2 separate regions of the Mus musculus genome follow, and region 2 is linked to region 1. Evidence: chromatin contacts called from ENCODE Hi-C data. All regions are on one chromosome and are shown on one strand. Each heading gives the region's core, a stretch centred on a gene start or an enhancer-like site at or near the end of the contact. The rest is flanking DNA. Distances are from core to core; before and after follow the strand shown.

The links. A loop is a pair of places that touch in the nucleus more often than their neighbours do.
Region 2: a map of T-helper 2 cell shows a loop between it and region 1 (4-fold over the local background). The contact joins the promoter of Strn3 here to the promoter of 1700031P21Rik in region 1. A Hi-C loop is called at or near these places in 3 of 37 maps with a recorded cell type or tissue (T-helper 1 cell, T-helper 2 cell and v-Abl transformed pro-B cells).

What each region holds. Positions count from the first base shown.
Region 1 is chr12:52,599,966-52,606,287 of GRCm38, reverse strand. It overlaps 1700031P21Rik (RIKEN cDNA 1700031P21 gene), which reads left to right and starts at 3,966. Exons shown (of 3, transcript NR_045910.1): 1 at 3,966-4,108; 2 at 4,233-4,298; 3 at 6,210-6,304. Gm35239 (a long non-coding RNA gene) reads right to left here and starts at 3,335. Exons shown (of 7, transcript XR_001780617.2): 1 at 1,224-3,335. It overlaps Gm23296 (a small nuclear RNA gene), which reads left to right and starts at 1,697; the gene lies at 1,697-1,803. It overlaps LOC115488100 (a small nuclear RNA gene), which reads right to left and starts at 2,500; the gene lies at 2,394-2,500.
Region 2 is chr12:51,689,682-51,696,003 of GRCm38, reverse strand. It overlaps Strn3 (striatin, calmodulin binding protein 3), which reads left to right and starts at 4,090. Exons shown (of 18, transcript NM_052973.2): 1 at 4,090-4,582. The coding sequence starts at 4,301. It overlaps Ap4s1 (adaptor-related protein complex AP-4, sigma 1), which reads right to left and starts at 5,038. Exons shown (of 6, transcript NM_021710.4): 1 at 4,690-5,038.

The DNA of each region.
Region 1 (6,322 bases), core at 2,717-5,216:
CCCCATAGTTCCATAAAGAGTGGCACAATTATGAGATGTGGCCTTGTTGGAGCATATTTGTCACTGGCTTTGAGGTCTCAGAAGCTCAAACCAGGCCTAGTGGCTCACTGTCTCTTCCTGATGCTTGTAGATCAAGATGTAGAACTCTCAGCTCTTCTCCAGCACTATGTCTGCCTGCATGCTGCCATGGTTCCTACTATGATGATAATGGACTAAACCTCTGAACCTTTAAGCCAGCTTCAATTAAATGTTGTCCTTTGTAACAGTTGCAGTAGTCATGGTGTCTCTTCACAGCAATAAACCCCTAAGACACTGACCGGAAACATATTGAAAATATCCAGACAAATCTCATGCTAACAGAAGGAGAGGAAGAGAGGCTGCTTCTGTGTGTCCACTGGATTTTACAAAATTCTGTGCGACAACAGCCCTAGAAACCAGGGCTCAGAACTAGCACCGCAGGGCTCTAGAACCATTGCCCAGTGAGGGAACAAACACCTCCAATCTTGCCCGAAGAAGGTAATTTGTTAGCTCCAACTTTGGGAAACACCTGGTTATGGAATCCAATGATCCAGAGACTCAGAATCAACACCCCTTTCTTCATTTGTCATCCCTTTCTCTGGTGGCCAACTCTGTGCTTTCCGCGCCAGCGTGCTCTACCCAAGGGTTAAATACGAACATACCAGAACAATGTTTATCAGTGTTGTCTAAAACCATTGGGTGGAAGATTTGTAAAAGCTTGATAATGGAGGTGTCAGGATACTGACTCCATGAGATTTCATTATTCACATGTCAACGTCACATGCTCCTGATGAGGTACAATATCAAGTGCATGCCCTACCATCATGATTGCATACGGCTTTTTTTTTTTAAAGTCAAACTCTCAGCCTCTGCAAAACTACACATTTTCAAGAAACGGGGAGAATAAACAAATTAAGCAACATAAAATCCATAACAACACAATGGACCACATCTAAGACATACCCACAACAAGGTATCTTATTTCTTCAGGAAATTAACAGCCTGAAGAGAAACGAATAATGATCGTTGGAAAATAGAAGTCAAAGCATACCGCCATTAAATAAGATGTGAGATTAAGTATAGCCCTTTATGTTATGACAATTTCTAAGATGGCATCTTTGAAATCAAGTAAATTTGAGAGCGAGCTGAGTATTAAGCGATATAGAAAGGACTTGCTGTAATGTAAGATATAGTAAAGGACTTACTAATGGTAGGGTAGTTAGGGACTTTTGTTTGTTCCCTACTTTCTGTTTCCAATGTGCTTATCCCTAGAACGTTTAAGTGGTGAAACCAACTAGTCTAGAGCTGTGCGGTACGGAGTCTGCCGGCTCACAGAAGTTGAGGCTTCACCGCCCGCAGTCCCGGCATGCCGCGCGGGGAGAGAGCCACGAACTCACCACCTTCCCTAGGCCTCCAGAGGAAGACTATTACCCGACATGCACCGGGCTCTAATTTGCATACCCCCCCCCGTGGTAAACCACACGGACCCACGCTGCCTGCGCAATTCCCTCAGCAGCAGGGGGATTTCAAGAGTCTAGCCACACAGTTCTGCTGAAAAATTTCTCCTTCGTTTTAGGGTGCACGGAGGAGTTCGAGGATCGTAAGCACTAAAATCACCCTAAGTTAAAGAATCTGATTTTCTGAGTCCTTATATAGTCCACGGTTAGGCCTTAAGATCGTGCTCGCTTCGGCAGCACATATACTAAAATTGGAACGATACAGAGAAGATTAGCATGGCCCCTGCGCAAGGATGACACGCAAATTCGTGAAGCGTTCCATATTTTGCAACCTCGATTTTTGTTATCTCTCTGTAGTGTTAAATAAAGTACATTGGGTGTAAACTGAGATTCTAGTTTACAATGCTGGCAACTTTGTATATATCTTTATAAGATGGAGTTTCGCGGTAACAGGTAGGTAATACTAAACCCCAAGCACCCCGGGAATAATGACATTTTTCTCTTAGAAGACTTTTTAGTTTATGAATTTCTTTATTAATCTTTTTTTTTTTTAATTTACATTGATGAATTGATGAGCCCTAATAGGGAAACAGCAGGAGCGTCGCTAGTTCATTCTCTTCCGGCTTGTAGACCCGAGTGTGTGTAACAGCTAAAAAACAGCCTGCCATTAGGATCTGTCTCACTAGGCGCCCCTCTGCATGTAGCCTGGAAGAAACACTGGCCAATGATGCATTCCCCAAATTTAATAACAGCAGATTTTAGTTGATGAAAACAAGCACTAGGGGCCAGATACAGTAGTAAAAAGCTAGGATAGGATTTAAGAATGACGCGCTGGGTTGACTTGGAGACGCTGTGAGGGAGAAGTCAAAAGTTATTGTTTGGAATTTGGTCCAATGACCTGTTCATAGTAAGCAGAGCCAAAATATGGAACGCTTCACGAATTTGCGTGTCATCCTTGCGCAGGGGCCATGCTAATCTTCTCTGTATCGTTCCAATTTTAGTATATGTGCTGCCGAAGCGAGCACGATCGTAGTGTCTAGCCGTGGACTATATAAGGACGAAGAATTCCTGACTTTTTAAGTTAGGGTGACTTTGACCCGCGTTTTTCTCCTAGCCTCCCAGTAAACCCGGGAACAAAGAAAAAGTTTTTTCAGTGAAACTGTGTAGCTATGCTCATGAACCCCTGCTGCTTAGTGGGGATCACGCTGGCGGCGTGGGTCCGTGTGGTTTACCTTGGGGTTATGCAAATTAGCTCCTGGTGCATGTTGGGTAAGAGCCTTCCTCTAGAGGCCTGGGGAGGGGAGTGAGTTCTCTAAGCAGTCCGCTATCCGGCACGCTGGGAGGCTCGCTGTTCTCCTACGTCTGTGTGGGAGCTTGAGAAATGTGTGGCAGCTAAGTGACCAGGGCCCTGACTCGATCACCTACTCCCCCCACACACTAAAACAGGACACTTGTTACCTATGTTCCACTAGTCCAATGCCTGTTGAAGTATGCCCAACCCGCCAGGTGACCCCTCCCCAGCATAGCCTACTCGGTCCCAGAACTATGGGCACCATACTCTAGGAACGCAGCAAAAGCTTGGGGAGGTCCTCTAGAGCCTGGGGTACAGTCTGTTCCCAGCAGGCGCTGCCCGGCCTGGACCCGCGAGTTTGACTGGGCGGCCACGCCCGTCCACTCTCTGCGGGTGGCCGGTCGCAGGTAACGCCTGCCTGTGCACATTTTGCGCAGGCGCCGATTAGGTCCAGGACCGAGGCTCGGGGACCAGGGGCCGCACCCCTTCACAGGTGTCTGGCAGGCGCTAGACGTTGCCTGGTAACCAAACATCCGGAACACAGATGCAAGGGCGGAAGCCCACCTACTTGGCCTGAGAGGGAAATTTAAGGATTTACACTGCTCACTTTGGAGTAGAATAATAGCAGAGTCACTCTTGTACTTCCGTTCCTTTTCCTGTATATTAAATGACATGTTAGCCCTGTTATGATACAAATGTGTAAAACATACCTACTTGGAGGAAATATTTGTTGTAATTTTAAATAACAGCGAAGTCTTAGCTGTTCAAGTCATAGCTTTGTGGGCTGTAAAATGAGGGACAAAGGTCAGAAACTGCTAGTTTGGTGTGGTTTCAGTATTTCTCAGAATGAAGTCTGGGCAAAGGTTTTCCTGTGTGCTTATAATTATCACCATTAGTCGGCTGTGGTGTGGCACCTGCCTGTAATCCCAGTACTTGGGTGGGAAACAGAGAAGAACTAGAAGTTCAAGGGCAGATTTCCCTACATAGTGAATACAAGCCCAGCCTAGGCTAGTCAGCTAAAATTCCTTCTCTTGAGCAGACAGACAAGGCCTATCCTTGTTCCAGCAGCAAACAGAAGAGTCCTCCAAAGGACACTCTGCGGAGGGAATGGTGAGTTGAGCTTCCTTCTATGACGTAAAGGAGGAGTTGCTCACAGAGCCAGGGTGTTCATCCCCCCAAGTTACGCCTAGAAAGCCTTTACCCAGTCGGGATGAAGACTTCTCCACCCAGCCACCCCACTCCCTTAGTCTTCCTAGGTTACAGACTCTACCCCTCCCCTCAGCGAGGCCACTTCTAGTTATGGATAAAATTGCGTACTACAGTAGGTAGGGTGGATACTCAGGTAAGGGTCGCCTGACCTCCCTGCCCCTTTATGAGCAGGTGTGGGTCAACAAGCCCAGCTGAGATGATCTTTTGCCAGTAGACATTACAGAATGTGGTAAGATAGATTTTGTTTGTTTCAGAAGATAGTCCTGTACAACACCTATACAAACTGTCTCAATTCATTAACAAACGAACTACCGAAGGACAAGGCAAGTTACTACTTAATTTAACTAGAGTTTCTTTTTTTTTTTTTTCCCTTCTCCTCGTCCTCCCATCTTTCCTCCAACTTGGCATGAGAAAATAATTTTAAAACTTGTTTAATTGGCACCGGTTTTCTGATATGCAGAAAAAGAAGGGTTATGAAGTCACGCAGAGCCGGGCGGTGGTGGCGCACACCTTTAATACCAGCATTCGGGAGGCAGAGGCAGGCGAATTTCTGAGTTCGAGGCCAGACTGGTCTACAGAGTGGGTTCCAAGACAACCAGGGCTATTCAAAGAAACCCTGTCTCAAAAAAAAAAAAAAAGAAAGTTGGTTGTTTTCTAACAACTTTTGAAAAGTAATAAAACACTGTTCTTCCCCCAGGAAAAACAGGAGTGAAAATGACAGGTCTATTGAATTAAAATTTCCAATTAGATGCTTTTTAAAAATGCTTTGGTGTAACTTTCTATTAGCCTGCCTTTTATGATAATTTTGTATTTATTTACTTTCCATCTAGATTGCAACTTCCCCTTTCTCCTCTCCTCTGAGACCCTCCCTCCCTCCCTCTCCTCACAGTCCCTCCCTCTCACCTCACCTCTCCCCCTCCCCCTCCCTTTGTTTCCATAAACTAACATTCAGATGTCTGAATGAATGCTTAATCAAGCCAACTTCAGGTTTAGGTCAGTAAACAAGCATTAATTTAATGATTTTTATCTCAACATCCCCATGAGGTTAAATGGGTTTTAGTACTTCTTTTAATATTTTTATTGCATTGTTTATTTATTTCCTTTGCATGTGTGTTGTGGTCAGAGGACAATTTGCCAGGAGTTAGATTTCTCCTTCCACCAAGTAGGTTCTAGGGATAAAACCCTCATTCATTGGGCTGGATAGCAAGCGCCTTTACCAATCTCACTGATTTTCAGTACTTCTGAGGACTCCAAAGTATGTGGGTAAGATTTAGTTTTCTTTTCTTTCAAGTGAAAAATTAACTTGAGATAGAGATTATAGAAGAAAACATAGGAAAGTATTTTTTGCAACCTTAGGGTGAACAAAGAGTTCTAAGATAGAATACAGAAAGTAGAATCTCTGAAAAACTTGTCAAACTGGTCTTTATCATAAACAGAGTCAAACTGTTCAACAGAGAGTCAAACTGTAATACAAGACAAATCTCAAGAGAATAATCAGAACCCATCATCAGAAATGTATCAAGAATAAATTAAGATGGGGCTGGAAAAAAGGCTCAGCAGTTAAGAGCACTGGTTGCTTTTCCAGAGGACCCAGGCTCATTCATAGCAAACACCTGATGGCTCACAGATGGTTATCTGAAACCCCGGTTCCAGGCAGTTGACCTCCTCTTCTAATTTCTGAAGGCACCAGGCACATTGTGGAACACAGGCAGACATACATACAGGCAAAACACTCATACCCATAAGAGAAAATAAATCTAAATGGGCAAAAGGTTTAGACAAATATTTAGCAAAAGTATAACAAATGAAAAGCACAATGAAACAAAAAGGGAAAATAGAAAAAGATATATAAATGCCTCCCCTGAAAATGGAAACAAATTCAACAGGCTAATCCTCAGAAAATTGCTCATGTCTGCTAAATACCATCTCACAGTACTAAAATGACAAAACTCAAGAATAAACAAAATCAGGCGACTCTGCAGAGCATCTAGCACTCTTAGGTGATGGGTAGACACTGTCAGGGAGGGAGAGAGGAGAGCTGATACATTTTTGAAGAACTCTTTAGCTTTTCCTGTGCAAAGATTCATGCTAATTATCACCTTGGCATAGTCAGGAGTCACTGGAAGGTGGACATCTGACGTTCCTGTGTGGGATTAGCTTGATATTAGTTGTGATATATATTGATGTGAACTGACCGCTTGCAAGCCAACACTCACCCTCTCCCCTCATTGTAGATGTCATGTGACCAGCTACTTCAAGTTTCTGTTGCCCAGACTTCTTTCCATGATCAACTGTACCTTGAACTATAAGTGTACATAAATGACTCTTGAAATTACTTTTGCCAGAG
Region 2 (6,322 bases), core at 2,841-5,340, 910 kb after region 1:
GGGCTTTAAGACCCTCTTCCTAGCTGCCTGGAAGCTAGTCTTTTCCTGGTTGCCTTTGGATGAAGATGTAGAACTCTCACCTCCTGCTGTACCATGCCGGCCTGGATGCTGCCATGCTCATGCCTTGATGATAGTGGACTGAACTTCTGAATCTGTAAGCCAGCCCCAATAAAATGCTGTTTTTATAAGAGTTGCCTTGATCATAGTGTCTGTTCTTAGCAGTAAAAAACAAACTAAGACACATAGCCACAAGCAACTTCTGTAAAGAGTCAGCATCTGATCTCATTTTGCAGGCTAGGCCTCAGTGCAGGTCAGAGCTGCCTCCTCCTTTTTGGTTGTAGCTATGTAATATGTGGTATGCTCCTTTGGTCTGAACTCATGTCAGTTTTTTTTTTCTTTTAAAGATTTATTTATTTATTTTATGCATGAGTACACTGTAGCTATCTCCAGACACACCAGAAGAGGGCATCAGATCCCATTACAGATGGTTATGAGCCACCCTGTGGTTGCTGGGAATTGAACGCAGAACCTCTGGAAGAGCAGTCAGTGCTCTTAACCACTGAGCCATTTTTCCAGCCCCTCATGTCAGTTCTTATGAAACCTTCTGTAGGCTGTAATATTTGTTTGCTCTTTTACTTTATAAGTGCAAATACCCTGTTATTTCCCAGAGTAATGGAATCACCTGAAATTACTATAATTTCAAACATGCTAATGATGAATACTGAGCCTAATCAAAGGACAGTAGGCAAATTGTGAAGGGAGATTTTATTTCCTTGTTTCCCAATGCACACACGCTCACTGATATGAAGGGGTGGGGACCACTTCCTATTATACAATGGAACTTGCTGAAGTCACCAAGAGCTGTGTTGTGACTTGTTCTCCCAGCCATGAAAACAAGAATTCTTGTCATACCCTTTAAGATGAGGAAAAACAACAACTAAAATAGTATTTATGAACCTGCTTGAGTTCTTCAGTGGGAAGATGACAGGTCACCAAGACAAAGTGCTTAGATAATCACAAGTAGCTACTTGGTTCTCAAAGGCAGAGTGGAGTACAAGCTTTTCATAGTCACATTTGAAATAACTGATAAGAAGGTATCTGAGTATTGTCTATTCCCAACTTACTTAAAAGCCTGGAATTCTTTGGTATACTTTGGCTTTCATAATTCATGTAAATTAAATACGACAAGTCCAGCTGAGTAAGCATATTGGTTCAAATATTACTTGTAAGGATAGAAAACAAAGTAGTGCCCTAAAAACTAAGCTGATCAAAAATATAGGCATTGTTTTTTTAACCAAATCAAACCAAACAACAACAAAACAAGGTCTCACTGTGTACTTTAGTCTAGCCTAGAATTCTTCACATGACTCAGGGTTCAGACTCTCAGCAATAATTCTGGCTCAGCCTCCCCAGTGCAGAAAGTACCGAGCAGCCATACATAGACTTTCATGAAGATCATCATGAACTGAGCAAGCTGAAGTCCATTTGCAATCCCAGCACTTGGGTGGCAGAAACAGGAGAATCTCACACTCAAGGGCAGCACACCATTTTACCCTCCACCTACCCCAAATCATTCTGAAAGAAGGAGAATCTAGGCAGGAGCAGGGAGGAGTGACAGGTGAGAGGACAGGATAAATAGGAAGTTTCAAAGGGGACTGAAGAGAGGAAATGACTCAGCAAGGGGTCAGAGAGAGAATTCCAGTTAGGCAAGCTGAACTGTTAGAGTGTAACTGGGAGAATTTGTTATCTAAAAGTTCTAGAGACTCATTCCAGTGTTCTCAGGAGCAGTGGGCAGGAAGCACAATGTTAACAGTGTAAAACATCATCTCAGCAGAGCAGAAAACTTTGCTATTTGTTTCTGTTTCTTTGTTGAGACAGGGTTTCCTTGTGTAACAGTCCTGGCTATTCTGGAACTGGCTTTGTAGACCAGGCTGGCCTCAAACTCAAAGATCTGCCTGTCTCCACTTAAGACAGACAATAGAAGAACAACAGTTATCTTTTTGCAGGGTAGGTGGGGGGCAACCTTCCTGTGAGCTGAAGTGTGAAATGAGAAATATAAATGTGCAACTTGCTCTTTTGACATAATCACCAGCCATGTGGGCTTCAGATCCCTAAAAGCTTCCTTGTGTTCATAAAATAGGTACCCAGGATGTAAGTTTTTCTGAGCTTTTTATGTGTTCTTTCTTAAGGAATGGGACTGCTTGAGCCAGCTGTATGCTGATTGTCAATAACTCTTAGATAACAGTACTATTTCTTCATATAAAAAAAAAGATGTATTTACTTATGTGAGTACACTGTTGCTCTCTCAGACACACCAGAAGAGAGCACTGTATCCCATTTCAGATGGCTGTGAGTCACTGTGGTCGCTGGGAACTGAACTCAGGACGCCTAGGAGAGCAGTCAGTGCTCTTAACTGCTGAGCCATCTCTCCAGCCTCATTTCTTCATTTACTAAAGACTACATTTCATAAATATGGTAATAAGTGTAACAGATCGAATTAGTTCTTTATAACACAGCAGACATGACAAAATAAAATGTATTTCTTTTTCTCTCTGAAGTTATATGAAGTCACTTATATGCTCCAATGTGAAAATTTGAATAGGCTTTCAGAGTGAAAATAAAAGTTTAAAAACATAACCAATTTTATATACTATTTCTTGTATAGCTGTAAGTACTGTGTATTTTTCTTTTCATTTGCTGTTACATAGGTTATTAGGTTTTTTGTTTTTTTTTTCCTTCTTCTTCTTTCCTTTTTTGGCTTTTCCAGACAGGGTTTCTCTGTTGTCCTGGCTGTCTGGGAACTCTGCAGACCAAGCTGGTCTGAAACGAAACCCAGAGATCAGGTTGTCTACCTCTGCCTCCCGAGTGCTGGGATTAAAGACATGGTTCACCAAGCCCGGTAGCCAGGCTGTTACCTCAACTTACAGAAAGCCGGGCGTGGTGGCACGCCTCTCATCCCAGCACTCGGGTGGCAGAGGCAGGCGGATTTCTGAGTTCGAGGCCAGCCTGGTCTACAAAGTGAGTTCCAGTTCAGCCAGGGCTATACAGAGAAACCCTGTCTCGAAAAAACCAAAAAAAGAACTTACAGAAAAATGCACACTATAGCACCTAAAAACTGACCCTTTGTGTATGTAGTATTTCATTCTAAAACCATTTAATGATGAAGAAAGATATCGTTGTGTTGATTTAGTTCATCTTAAGTTCTATTTACAATACTTTCATTTTGTTTCGATCAAAATTTCTGCCACTAATGACAATATCTGCGTTCATTGACTTCTAAACATCAGTCTCTTTGAAAGTTATCGTTTGCCATCCAACCCACTATTCTCAAGAATTCAAGATATCACAACTTCTTCAGGAAAAAAAAAAAAAAAAAAAAAAAAAAAAAAAAAAAAGCAATAGCTCAAACACAGAGAATCTCAGAATAATAAAGACTTAAGAAGTTACAACGGGCGGCCAGGAGCACCGAAGTGGGACCAAAGAAGCAGGTTGCGACGAAGCCCAGGAGCCAGTGAGAAAGTCCGGAAGAATCTGGGCTATTTGCCAAACGTAGACGTCTCCAGAATCCTGCAGACTGACTGGTGCCACGAAACCAGAGGTCAAGTGAGTGACAGGCAGAAAAGAGGCCCGACCCTCTGGGACTGAGCAAAACACGCCAGGAATTCTAGAGAAACGTCAGGAATTCCAGGGCAGTACGGAGGACGCCTTGCACGCAGCTCCAGAGCCCAGGCCCTCAGCTGAGACCCACGCTGCCCCTAAGGATACGTGCGTGAGGAAAACGACCCGGAAGCCCGACGCCCACGCGCTTCCCCAAAGTCAAGGCAGCATCCAGATTCCACAGGCGTAGAAAAGCTGGGGCCCGGCGCCCGAGTTGGGGCGGGGCCCAGGCCTTTCCCCGCCTCCCGAAGAGCGGTCCATCCTCAGTGCGCCTGCGTGGGGTGAGGCCGGACTCTTTTTGGCTCTCCGGAGTGCGGCTTGCAGCGGCGTTCTCTACCCAGCGTGCCGTGCGCGAGCGGCGGCCCTCCGTCCCTCCTCCTCCTCCTCCGTCCCTCCTCCTCCTCCCGCCGCGGCCCCCCTCTCCCCCAAAGTGAGTGAGTGAGACGGGCAGATGGAGGAGGTACCGTAATGGCGGCGGCCGGCAGCTCCCTGCTCTGATCCGCGGCAAGCACACGGCAACGACCCCCTCCCCGGCCGTCTCCCGGCCGGCCCCCCGCCCTGCGGTCGGCGCGGGGCCACCGTCCCGGCCCTCCCCGCAGCTGTCGGCGTCTGGCACTGCGCCCCGGCCGGGGCCCCACACACAATGGACGAGCTGGCCGGAGGCGGCGGCGGCGGCCAGGGGATGGCAGCCCCTCCCCGGCCGCAGCAGGGACCCGGGGGGAACCTGAGCCTGCCGCCGGGAGCGAACGGAGCGCCGGGCGGCGGGGGTCCTCCGGCCGCCGAGGCGGCGGGGCCCCCGGCAGGCCCGGAGCTGTCCCGGCCGCAACAGTACACGATCCCGGGGATCCTACACTACATCCAGCACGAGTGGGCTCGCTTCGAGATGGAGCGGGCGCACTGGGAGGTGGAGCGGGCCGAGCTGCAGGTACGTCACCCGTCACCCCTCTCGACTGCGAGCTGGGGCCGGGGCCACGGGCCGCGGGGGTGGGGCCGGGGCTGAGGCCCGTGCCCTCAAGGGCGGAGGGGACCTACCTGAGCCGCTCCGGCCGGCGAGCGGTGACGGCGCGCCCGGCTCCCTCCTCACGGGCGGCGCGCTGCGGGCATCCTTGGGGCAGCCATTTTGGCTTTTAGCATGGCGTCCGCAGGGCTCCTCCGGAGCCACCTCTCCTGGGCCTCCGGGGTTTGGGCCCAGCGCCTCTGGGCGAGAGTCTGGCGTGGGCCCGCTAGGCACTGAGTTTGCGCTTGTGGGTCCCCTTGAGGGTGAGGCCACGCGGAGAGGGCCTGGGATGAGCGTCTTTGCCTCCTGGCTCCTGCACCCCCTTCCGATGTGGCGTCCTGCCCCCTCCCCCGCGCCTCGGTACGCACTTGCCCCTTGACAGCCACGCCGCTTCGGGCTACCGCCGCGCACAATGGCTCGCGGCCGGCCGGACAAGTTTGCCTTCCCATCCTCAACTCCTTTAAGTACCTGCGATGCCGCTCTACTCACTTGGATTTCCTTTAGCGCTTACTGATTCATCAACACTTTAACTGAATATTTCTCTCTTGAGTCGGCTTCTCTAGAGTTCCCTACTATATTCATGTTTTTACTGATGCAAAGCAAAGCTGGGCTGTCAGTACAGTATTTAGGAAATGTCTGCGGAAAGAATTGGTCTTAATTTGAAGTAGACCGTACTTATCGCTTAGTACAAGCTAAAACGGAGTTAAATGTCCACTTAATGTGATCCTCTGACAGACTTGGGTTATCCTAACTTTTGGAAGGTGACAGTTGCGGGTTCATGCCTTGAATTTTTAAAATTGCTGCATCTGTTTGAAAGGATTATTCAAGCTGGAGGATGACTGCGTTTAGTTTTAAGTTCCTTTCCAGGGTTTAATTTAAGCTTAGAAGAAAAAAAGCGTGTATCTAATTAAGCGTTGCACCTGTTTTTCAGACTTATAAATTTCGACATAAGCAATATTGTTCGTTATTATACACACACACACACAATAACTTTGGTGAGAAATAATGTTGAAACAACAGCGTGATTAATGAATGTAGAAAAGGTATCCTCAAATAAATATGAGTCTTCAGTTTGGTGTCGAATAGTAAACTTTTTAATTACATTGATTAATTTATTTCTGACCTGATTATTTACAAACTATAAACAATTTTATTCAAAAATTAAAAATACCCAGGTGTAGAGGCATAAGTCTTTAATCTCAGTGCTCAGGAGGGAGATGTTTAATATCCATGAGTTCAGGCCAGGCTGATTTATATAGAGTTCCAGGACAATTGCAGTTACATAAGAGTCTATCTTAAACAAACAAAAAAGTAAAAGAAAATTAGAAATAAGGTTGTTTCATTGTCAAAAGCATTGCAAAGCAATTGATTGGACCAGTAAACTTTTTTGGTTATGGGCTTTTGTTATTGTTTTGTGTTTTTGAAACTGGCTTTTTTCTCTGTGTACCTCTGGCTGTCCTGGAAGTAATTCTGTAGATCGGGCTGGCCTGCAACTCAGAGATCCATCTGCCTCTGCTGGGATCAAAGGTGTGTGCCCTCACCATCTAGTATTGTGGTTGCTTTTGAGACGGTCTCTGTTGTCTTGGGTGATCTGAAAACTCACTATGTAGAACAGGTTGGTTTAGACCTCTTAGAGGTCCACATGCTACCTCTTGAAGTGCTGGAATT